Regions from separate parts of the Homo sapiens genome. Here region 2 is linked to region 1. Evidence: chromatin loops called from intact Hi-C (ENCODE). Cell type or tissue: dorsolateral prefrontal cortex. All regions are shown on one strand. Links, peaks and the distances in the headings refer to the core of each region. The heading gives the core; the rest is flanking DNA.

The links. Peaks named below come from ENCODE experiments on the same cell type or tissue, not always from the same donor. Only the 100,000 strongest peaks of a DNase experiment are listed, where the experiment ranks them.
Region 2: a loop joins it to region 1, with 2.3 times the contacts of the local background. A loop is called at or near these places in 1 of 110 quality-filtered maps.

Annotation. Positions count from the first base shown.
Region 1 is chr10:43,253,238-43,258,607 of GRCh38, forward strand. All of the region lies in intron 1 of RASGEF1A (RasGEF domain family member 1A), which reads right to left. Among named protein-coding and RNA genes, the nearest start is that of RASGEF1A, 11 kb to the right of the region's middle. RefSeq lists a silencer at 2,711-2,900. In dorsolateral prefrontal cortex, for the core only: a CTCF peak has its summit at 2,811; a DNase peak (open chromatin) is centred at 2,764.
Region 2 is chr10:43,306,310-43,311,679 of GRCh38, forward strand. No RefSeq gene overlaps it. Among named protein-coding and RNA genes, the nearest start is that of LINC02633, 14 kb to the right of the region's middle. In dorsolateral prefrontal cortex, for the core only: no CTCF peak of the experiment used is centred there; a DNase peak (open chromatin) is centred at 2,862; H3K27ac peaks cover 1,868 bases.

The DNA of each region.
Region 1 (5,370 bases), core at 271-5,270:
CCAAACTACCCCGTGTGTGGATTTGAGGTCCTTGTAGCTCCCCAGACTGTAAACTCCCAAATCCCCGGGGAGGGCTGCCTTGCTCACCTCATGTGAGGGATTAGGCTCTCAAGAGTGGGTATGGCCCCCAAATATGCCCACAGCCTGATCTCCAGAACCTGGGAATGTTCCCGTATTCGGCAAAAGGGACTCTGTAGGTGTAATTAGGCAGAGGCTCTTAAGGCTGCTGGGAGATTCTCCTGGGTGGGCCCATTGTATTCACAAGTCCTTAAAGTTGAAGAATCTTTCCCCGCTGCAGTCAGAGAAAGTGTGAGGACAAGACAGGGTCAGGGAGATGGTGGCGTCAGGGGACCCAACACCTGTGGCTGGCTCGGAGCTGTAGGGAGCCTCACACAAGGCCCAGAGGGGGCTCTAGGGGCCCTCAGGGGCCAACATCCCACAGGGGACGGGGACCTCAAGGAATGAGATTCTACCAACAGACACCTGCGTGACCACGATTCTGCCTGGAGCCTCCGAAGAGGCAGGCCGGCCAGCGCCTTGACCTCAGCCCCTAAGACCCGACCCAGCCTCTGACCTACTGGCCGAGATAAGAAGCATGTGGTGCGGAAGCAGCTCCATCTGTGGGACTTTTTTGCAGCAGCAATAAGAGGCAGGGGCAGCCCACCCTGCTTTGAGCACCAGCCGGCTGGCCACAGGCACAGACCACAGGGGCAGGACCCCTCTAGGGCTCACCCGGCAGTGCCCCTAAGCTGGGCCTGGGGCAGGCCTGCCTCCCCATGGGGTCTGGCACCATCCTCCCCACCCTCAGGCCCACAGAGGGCAGACGGAGACTCACATGCCAGGCCCAGTGCTCGGTGGATGGCCTCCCACCAGGGCTGTGCTCTGTGACCCCAGCTGTGCAAGGAAGTGGGCTGCAGGAAAATATCCCCTGCAGGAAACCCTGGAGCCAGGACACTTCAGGGAGGGCGGGAGACAAACAGAGGGGGCCTTCAGGGTCCTCTTGGGAACTGCAATGTGCCAGTGGCACCAGGACAGCTGTGGGGCCATGGAGGGCTGCAAGGGGCCATGTAGGTAGACCCCCCCAGTGCTGGCGGCCTCCACTTGTTGCCCCCTTAGATCTGTGTGGTGGGGCACTGGCCCTCCTGCTGAGGGCACGGGTTTCCTAACAGGCACCTATCCTTCAAGCTCCTTGGGCCTGGCCCAGACCTTCCAGCCCTGTGGGCTGTGCTCTTCCTGCTGGTCCTGCCTGCCCTCTCCACCTCGGGCCTCACGGCTGCACCGCTAACCCCCGCCCCCGGACCTGGTCTACTGTTGCAGGGCCCGGAACTGACACCTTCACACTCAGGTCACAGCGCAGTGACACCCGGCCTCTGGGCCTCAGCTGCTGGCAGAAGGCTGGGTGGGGGCTAGGTGGGGGCTGGGAGTCCATAAGGCTGTGCTCCCTGAGCAAGTCTCTGTGGTCACAGGCAAGGATGGAAACCGCTGCTGTAGCTCAGAGGTAAAACGGGTCTCTGTGGGATGAGCTCCAAGCAGGGGTCCAAGCAGGGGCTCCTCCTAGGGTCCCCAGAATAATCCCTGACTAAAGGGAGGGAACAAAGGAGACAGTCCCTTTATGGCACACAAGCAATGACACCAGTGACTCCATTGGGTCTGACATTGGGACCTCCTTGTGTAGCTGGTAGCCCCAGGGCCCACTGGAGGCCCCTCTATCCCCGCACTCCTGACACACTCGGCTGGGAACACTGGGGACTTTCCTCCTGGGCAGAGGCTCCCCATTCCCAGGCATCTGGAGAGGAAACCGGGAAGTGTGGGGTTTCCAGCACCTCCGGGAAGCCCCAGCCACCACCTGGTCTCTGCCTGGCAGAGTCCAGCCCCACCAGCCCAGCCCCTCCAGCCGGTGTCGGGCTTGGCTGCAGTGGGAATGCCCAGCAGGAAGGACAGCAGGATCCAGGAAATCTCCCAAAGTCACTATGCTGCACGGCCCCACCCAGGCCCCAGCGCCCTCCAGGCCCCTCACACCACCTAGGCCAAGCCGCCCAGCCCTGCCCGCCTAGGCTGCCCACTCAGCATCGCTCCTTCCTGCCCCACCCACTGCCATCTGGGCCTGGACGGCTCCAGGATATCCTGGACAGTGGGGCAGGCTGAGGTGAGAGAGCTGACCACTGTCCTGACCCAGCCCCAGGGCTGCACCCTCATCCAAAGGCTGGGGACAGCTGCCCCCACCTCCTCTTAGGCTGCAAGCTCTGGGGGCAGGCACACTCCTCACTCCTTGTCTCACAGCCCTGCCCAGAGCCTGCACCTGGAGCAGGACAGGAACATCACAGCTCTGCCATGTACCCTCTGCAGCCACCACTCTGAGGAGGTGAGGAGTGTCACTGGCATTTCATAGCAGCACAGACTGAGGCCAGAAACCGGAAGTGTCTGTCCAAGGACACAGGACACTGGTCAGGGCCAGAGTTAAAACCAAAACCCAGACTCCCATGTCAGGGGAACCCTGGAGCCAGGGCTGGGGGTGCTGGGGTGGGAGTAGGCACAAGTGTTGGCTCAGGACCACCAGGTGGTGGGTGTGTGGCCATTCCTGGGCACCTGTCACCCTTGGCTTCTCTGGGCTGGCTCCTGGCGCTGTCTGCCCACTGGCACCCCACTCCCCCAGAGGAGCACCAGTCTAGAGTGGGGGTGCAGTGTGGTCTGGGCTTCTCCGATGCCCTCCTTCCTCCCCTGGTTGCCAACAATGCTAAAGCTGCACGCCTGTGATCAGGGAGGCCCTCTCAGCTTGACTGCTCTCTCCTGCCCCCTAGAGCTACCATAGTGTTTAGACAGAGGCCATCCCCAGCCTAGGGGGAGCACTGTGCAGGAGGAGGCCCCCAGGGGACCCAGAGTGAACTGACTTTAGGGAGCCCATGCTAATGACTGTCCTGGCCACACTGTGCCCCACAAGCCACAGGTGGAGTGAGGATGCTGAGGGGGCCTGGAGCCAGGACAAGGCAAGCCAGGCGGGGGCAGGTGCGGCAGGTGCTGCTGGAGTCCCCCAACCCCTACCCAGAACACACAGCAGCCTGCATCCAGGCAGCCAGTGCGGAGCTTGGTTCTTGATCCGGCTGTGACTGGCTGTGTCCTCCCTGGACCATGTGCTCAGAGATGGGACAAGGGCTGAGCGGCTTGTCACAGGCAGAAAGAAGAACAGGAACAGGAACCTCAGGGAAAGAAAGGGCTGGTTGGGGGTGGAGGGGGTGGTGAATCAATAGCCAAGGGAGGTGGGTGAAGAAAGTGAGGTGCAGCAGGTCAAATACGCAGACCAGAGTGGCCTCTCCAGGATCCCTGCCCACATTGTAATGCATGGGCTACCTCTCTCGGCTTCCAGGGCACTGCACACTCAGTGCGACTCTGGACCTCAGCCGCTTCCCCCACACAGTCTCCCGTCCCTGGTTCTCTCCACGTTGGGGCTGAGGATGTGTCTGGTGTGGACCAGCGCACACCACAGCCACAGAGCAGTGCCCCCACTCGCGCCATCTGCACACAGACACAGATGAGCCGTGAAGGTGGCATGAAACCCCGGGCCTCTGTTCCCCGACTTTCTTGCCATTCCCTGGTTGCCGGCAGGAGTCCATCTTGGGGCCCAGCTGTTTCCTCTACAACCGGAAACCCCCTTCCTCCCTTCATGGTTTTGCCCAAACCTGGCCTTCCCAGGGTGGCTGCCTTCATCGCTCCCTCCTGGCACCTCTCCCTCCTTCCAGAATCATTAGGCTCATTTCTGTCTATTTTTAGGTTGTGTCTGCACTCCCAGAGTCTGGGCCATGCCTGGCGTGCATGGCCTGCAGTGGGTGAGGTTGTGATCCGACATCTCTCCCCAGGTCAACTTTCCACTCTCCAATGGTTCTGCCTGAGTCCATCTCTCAGGTGGGGGTGAGGGTGAGCAGCACCTTGCAGAATCCCTCACATGGCTCCAGAGGTCACAGCAAGAGGGAGGAGCCATGAGGCCTGGGTTCACACCCTGGACTGGCCACTTCTCGTTATCAGCACCAGCAGGACTCTTGACCCCTCCAAGCCTCGCTGACACACTGGTGATGATTTGCATGCCCACCCTGGGCCCACTTGTGTCTAGACACCCCTCACCAGGTGGGCAGCTCATCAGCCACATGGGGCCTTGCCCAGCGAGTCCCACCCATGCAGTGTTTGGTGGGGAAGGAGGAGCACAGGTCCCGCCCAGGAGGCAGGATTCTGGGACTGGGCCTGCCTCTGCCGCCTGGGGGCCTCTCCTCCACACCTCAGTCCCATCTGGCCTGCAGGCAGGTTCCAGCAAGCTACATTCTCCTTCCTAGGAGGGTGGGGATGTTCTCAGACCCCGTAGTGCCCTGCGCTTCCCCCGGGCCTCCCCAGGGGGTAGTGACTGCACACAGCGATGGGCAACAACAGGGTCCAGGGTCCCGTCAGCGGTGCCCTCCCCATTCTAAAGCAGGCCTGGGACTCACATTCTCCAGAGCCAGCCCTGGCCCTGCATTATGCTGCACTGACCATTTTCACATGTGCTGTATAATGTCTGGTTGAGGCCAGGGGTTCTCCCCTGGGCTCCCACAGGGCTGCATGGCTGTCCCCACTAGCCAGGGAAAGGTGTGTCCCCTAGGACTGACAGACACTCCTCCCACCATCCAGGCAGCCAGTGCTCTGGCCGAGGCAGACAGCTGCAGCCTGGAGAGGACAGACAGGGCGAGGCAGGGGAAGGCAGCTGCCTGGGCCAGGACATGAGGGCCTCCAGTGTTACATTTACAGGAGGCTCAGAAAACAACTAGGCTGGGCAGGTTTCCAGTGGGCATCTGGGGTGAACTCCTTCCCCATTCAGGATCTCAGGCGAAAGCTGCCTCTATACTAGGTGGCTCACAGCTTCGGGGAGGGGTACCCTCATGGAGGTCTGCCTGCTGGAGCCCCCAGAACCCTGCGCCAGTCAACTCTTCATTGAAAGATAGGGAGGCGCAGTTTCGTTTAACTCAATTTTGCAGCCTCCATCATCTGAGTGGGTGGGTATGGAGTGTCTCATCTTGAGGTGAGGGATTCTGTGAGCGGGAGGACCCCATGGCTGGCCTGGCCTCTCAGGAGGCTGAGGTGAGGGGGCTGTGGAAGGTGAAGTCGCCCCTCCTAATATGGCAGCAGGAGGGTGAAGTCTAGCCTCGGTCACCACTTCCCCTGCCCCATGCCACCTGCCCTCCTCTTTCATGGCCAACCCAGTGCCCCACCTACCTCAGGGCCATCTGCCACTCTGCGCTTGACACCAGAGGACAAGTGCATTTCCTTGGGGCAAAGCTGCAGGCCACAGCAGGCGGCTGGCCCCTTGGGACGAGGAGAGCAGCTCAGTTTTGGTGGGCCGAGGGGCACCAC
Region 2 (5,370 bases), core at 108-5,107, 53 kb after region 1:
TAATTGACAAAGGCTTGAGTCAACACCACTAGAGGGTAATTGACATTGCGGACCTCCCAAGTAGAAAGCAATTAAGCACCCTCAGTATAACAAAGGTTAGTCTTAAGACCACATGATTAAACAAGTTTGTTAGATAAACTCCCTACACTCCTTTGTTTCTACCCTAATTTATTTAACTAAAGGTAAGGGGACTAGGCTGCCTTCAGTCAGATTTATTACTGAAGTTATGCGAACTCTGAGGCCTTCCAAGAAGGTTTGTAGCTATTATAACTAAAATTTTTCCCACCAGCCTGACTGAACCACCACAACTGTCCACTACCATGACCAAGAGACACAGGCAGCTGATGGACATTTGAAACGTGGCTGGCCCAAATGGAAATGTGCTGGAGGGTAAAATACACACTGCATTTTGAATGCTTTGTAAGAAAAAAAAGGATGTGAAATTTCTGGTTAATAACTGTTATATGGCTGAGCGCAGTGGCTCACACCTGTAATCTCAGCACTTTGGGAGGCTGAGGTGGGAGGATCACTTGAGACCAGGGGTTTGAGACCAGTCTGGGCAACAAAGGGAGAGTCCATTTCTACAACAGCAACAAAAATATTAGCCAGGTATGGTGGCACATGCCTGTGATCCCAGCTACTCTGGAGGCTGAGGCAGAGGTTTGGGAGGGGTGGCCAGCTTGTATTCCCTTATTTGTCCCCGCCCACATCCTGCTGATGGTCCATTTTACAGAGTGCTGATTGGTCCATTTTACAGAGTGCTGATTAGTGCATTTACAATCTTTTAGCTAGACACAGAGCGCTGATTGGTGCGTTTTTACAGAGTGCTCATTGGTGCGTTTGCAATCCTCCTAGCTAGACAGAAAAGTTATCCAAGTACCTGCTGGACCCAGAAAGTCCAGCTGGCTTCACCTGTCACTAGGAAAGCTGAGTGTGCATATGGGCTCCACACGCTGCTGGACTCTGTGGCCCCTAGGCACTCTGGGGCCACACTAGGAGCCCCCAGACAGGGCCCTCTGCTCCTGGTTGAGGGCAGGGTGTCACCCCATTCCTCACCAGGAGGGCTGCATCTCTAGTGTAGCCTGCCAGCCTGCAGTGCCATCACCCTAGCTTATGGTGATGACGAGGCTGAGCCTCCTGAAAGGTCTGTCAAGGGGCAGCAGAACCCCCCGCAGACCCAGCTGCTGGGCCACGGAGCCTCCCCACTGGCCCTGCCAGCCATGCTGGGACTTCTCACCTGCGCCTGACCTGCTCCTGGGAGGGGGCTTCTTCACCTCCCTCCCGCATAAAATTCCGCCAGTTTTGGCCAGGCATGGTGGCTCACGCCTGTAATCCCAGTACTTTGGGAGGCCGAGGCGGGTGGATTACCTGAGGTTAGGAGTTCGAGACCAGCCTGGCCAATATGGTGAAACCCCATCTCTACTGAAAATACAAAATTAGCTGGGTGTGGTGGCACATGCCTGTAATCCCAGCCACTTGGGAGACTGAGGCAGGAGAATCGCTTGAACCTGGGAGGTGGAGGTTGCAGTGAGCAAATAATCATGCCATTGCACTCCAGCCTGGGCAATGAGAGTGAAACTCCATCTCAAAAAGAAAAGAAAAGAAACTGGGCCGGGCACAGTGGCTCATGCCTGTAATCCCAGCACTTTGGGAAGCCAAGGCGGGTGGATCACCTGAGGTTGGGAGTTCAAGACCAGCCTGTCCAACATGGAGAAACCTCATCTCTACTAAAAATACAAAATTAGCCGGGCGTGGTGACACATGCCTGTAATCCCAGCTACTCGGGAGGCTGAGGCAGGAGAATCACTTGAACCCAGGAGGCGGAGGTTGTAGTGAGCCGAGATAGCACCATTGCACTCCAGCCTGGGCAACAAGAGTGAAACTCTGTCTCAAAAAAAAAAAATTCATCCATTTTAGGTGTAAATCAATAATTTTTAGCTAATGCATGCAGTTGAGCAACGCTCACCACAATCCAGTTTTCAGACACTTCCATCAGCCCCTGACCCCATCGCGACACCACTTTCCGTCTCTGTGGATGTCCTTCTCTCAGCACTTGAGGCAAATGGAATCAGATCATATGTGGCCTTTTGCGTTTGGCTTCTCTCACTTAGCATGACCTTTTAAAGGGGTGTCCATGCTGTGGCATATTTTTTTAATTGCAACTGATTTCTTCCTCTCAGAGAAGGCAGCTGCACCCATTCCTGAACTTGCAAAAGAGGTGTTTTAATTTGGGGGGCAGAATGCCCCTCTTCCTGCAGCCCATTCTGAACCTGCCCTCCCCTGCCCTGGTCAGCACACCTCCCCTTGTGCACCTGGAGATCGTCATACTCTTCAGATCTGATTCTGGAGAGGAAAGGAAATATCAGCTCTGTGTCACTATTTTCAATGGAAAGACCATGAGACATCTGCTCCCCAGCCCAGTCCCTTGTCCTGCACTGACATCTCCAGGTGTGGCCCTGGGCATCTGCGTGTTTAAAATGCCCATGGTGGACAGAGTTGACAATGGAAACTCTGCTTTCTGCTTAACTCTTACATTCCCTCTTATTTTTTCAATTGAGAACTAATCTTTGATTTAGAAATTATGACATTCCCAAGTTCTACTCCAATCTTTTTTTCGTATTTATGTGTCACATGTGGCTTATTTAATAATTCTTTGGCAATTGTACATCTCAGTCTCACAATTGGCCTGATGGATTAACATTTTGTTTACTCAAATAATTGTGCTTGGATGATAAATTAGCCTGTTAACACTTCTTTCTTAGCAATATGCTCACTGACAATAGGCTTCTTTCACATGGCTGTGTGCTCACTGCATGGATGGGATGGAATCCAAAGGTCCCATCCTCCCGACCCAAGCAGCGCACGTGGTTTCCCAGTAATCTCTGTGACGCAAAACCTGAGAGAGGGAACGGCCCACAACATGCAGTGTCCTGAGTGGACACTTTTCCAATTCTGTTTTGCCCTGTTTTGGTCAAGGAGTGTGTTTGCGCATGCATAGAAAGAGGGAGAATGTGTGATACACACACGTATGCTATTTAGGTACTGACACCAAGGGTATTAAACACATATTAACTATAGAAAAGCTGATGTTTGGAGCTCATCTTTCTGCCTCTCATGCTGCCTCTAGGAATCCCCTAGGGTACGGAGGTGGAAACAAACACTTTCCTGCTGTGGGAACAACCACGGTGTTGAGTCTGTCCCACCTCCTTTCCTAAAGCCAGCCTGGGCATGCCCACAGGGGCAGGGGTCCCCGATGAAGGGGGAGCCTCATGGTATGCCAGAGCAAAACGCAGGAGACAGCTGTTTCATTTGGTAGGTGTTCTCCATACATGATTACAACACCTGCAAACTGCGGCTAACTATGGCACAGTGATGTGCACATCTGATCCCGTGCTTGATTTTAAACGGAATGCTCCTAAAGTCTTAAATGTGGCAGTTGCAGGTCTTGGTAGATAACCTTTAACAAGAAAAGGAAGTTCCCTTATAAATGTAGTTTGCAAAGAGGTTTTGTCTCTTTGTTTTTCTTTCATGCATCCACCAGATAGATCATGCTTTGAGGGCTTTTTTGTGGTACTTTAAAAGCACTGTACTCTGGTTTTTTGGGTTTTTTTGTAGGTTTTTTTGAGACAGAGCCTTGCTCTGTCACCCAGGCTGGAGTGCAGTGGCACGATCTTGGCTCACTGCCACCTCCACCTCCTGGGTTCAAGCGATTCTCGTGCCTCAGCCACCTGAGTAGCTGGGATTACAGGCATGAGCCATCATACCCCACTAATTTTTATATTTTCAGTAGAGACAGGGTTTTGCCATGTTGGCCGGGCTGGTCTCGAACTCTTGACCTCAAGTGATCCGCCTGCCTCAGCCTCCCAAAGTGCTGGGATTACAGGTGTGAGCCACTGCGCCCAGCAGCAATGCACTATGTTTATTTTTATGGCGGTTGTCCTTAAGATCCACACTTACATTTATTTACTTGTATTTGTTTCATAAATTTAACAGTTGTCTATTTCTTTTCTGCCACAAAAAGAATTTTACAAATTCTCAAGCCCCTCCCTTTGTCTCTCACCCCTGTATGTGCTCTGCCTCACTGGGAAGGTTTCATGTATACTTACGATGAGCAGGCTCACAGTGCTGTCTCTTAGCCTGGGTATTATGTAAAGAGACACCCATTCCTCTGAGAATGAAGAAAGAGAATTTCAGTATTTTGGTTTTTTCTTTTCTTTTTTTTTTTGAGACAGAGTCTCACTCTGTCACACACGCTGGAGTGCAGTGGCGTGATCTTGGCTCACTGCAACCTCCATCTCCCAAGTTCAAGCAATTCTCCTGCCTCAGCCTCCTGAGTAGCTGGAATTATAGGCACCTGCCACCGCCCCTGGCCTTTTTTTTTGAGAATGGGTCTCGCTCTGATGCCCAGGCTGGAGTCCAGTGGTGCGATCTCAACTCGCTGTAACCTCTCCCTCCTGGGCTCAAGTGCCCAGGAGGGGCTCAAGGCTGAGGTCCCTCAGCCTCCCAAGTAGCCGGGACCAGAGGCATGCACCACCATGCTTGGCTAATTTTTCAATATTTTTGTAGAGATGGGGTCTCACTATATTGCCCAGGCTGATCTTGAACTCCTGGGCTCAGGCAATCCTCTCGCCTCAGCCTCCCAAGGTGCTGGGATCACAGGCTGAGCCCTCGCCAGGCCTAAATGCACATTTCTAGCTCTGAGCTGTCTGTTGATGGCCTTTGCCAATTCCTTCTCATTTTCCTTTTTAGTGTCTGTTACGTAATACTTGTTGATTGTAGAAATTAGAAAAAACAAAGAAACTAAAAGGTAGAAAAAAGTGTCAGTCGCCTAAATTCCCAACATAGAGCCACATTACATGTTTCACTCTGTGGCGTTTCAGGTTTCTCTCAGATGTTCACCACATAGACCTGATGTGGAAATTGCCACACTGTAAATGGTGATGCTACATGTTCAGACATTGAGATGACCTCATAAATTTCCTTCAGGTATTAACTTTAGGAAATGCTCCTTACATAAACCCCAGTGCTCCAATGTTGACATGGAAAGAGACATTCAGAGTAGAGGAACAGCTTTCATTGAAATCTTGATTTTGTTCTCAAATTACCCTTAGGGATGACATGATCCCTTCCAAACCAGCACAGACACGACTACAGTCCATTCTCCTCTGCTGGATGTAGTTTCAGGATTTTCCCATCTTTATTTCTTTTTAATATTTGAGAAGCATAAAGATTTGCTTATGAGCTCTTAGATTATTTAAAATTATTTGTTGTGTTAACAGACACCGGAAAGGATAAGAAAAAATAAATTTTAATTCCTCCAAACGGTTTTATATTAGGCAATTATTTTTTACTTCTTTAATTTGCTTACAT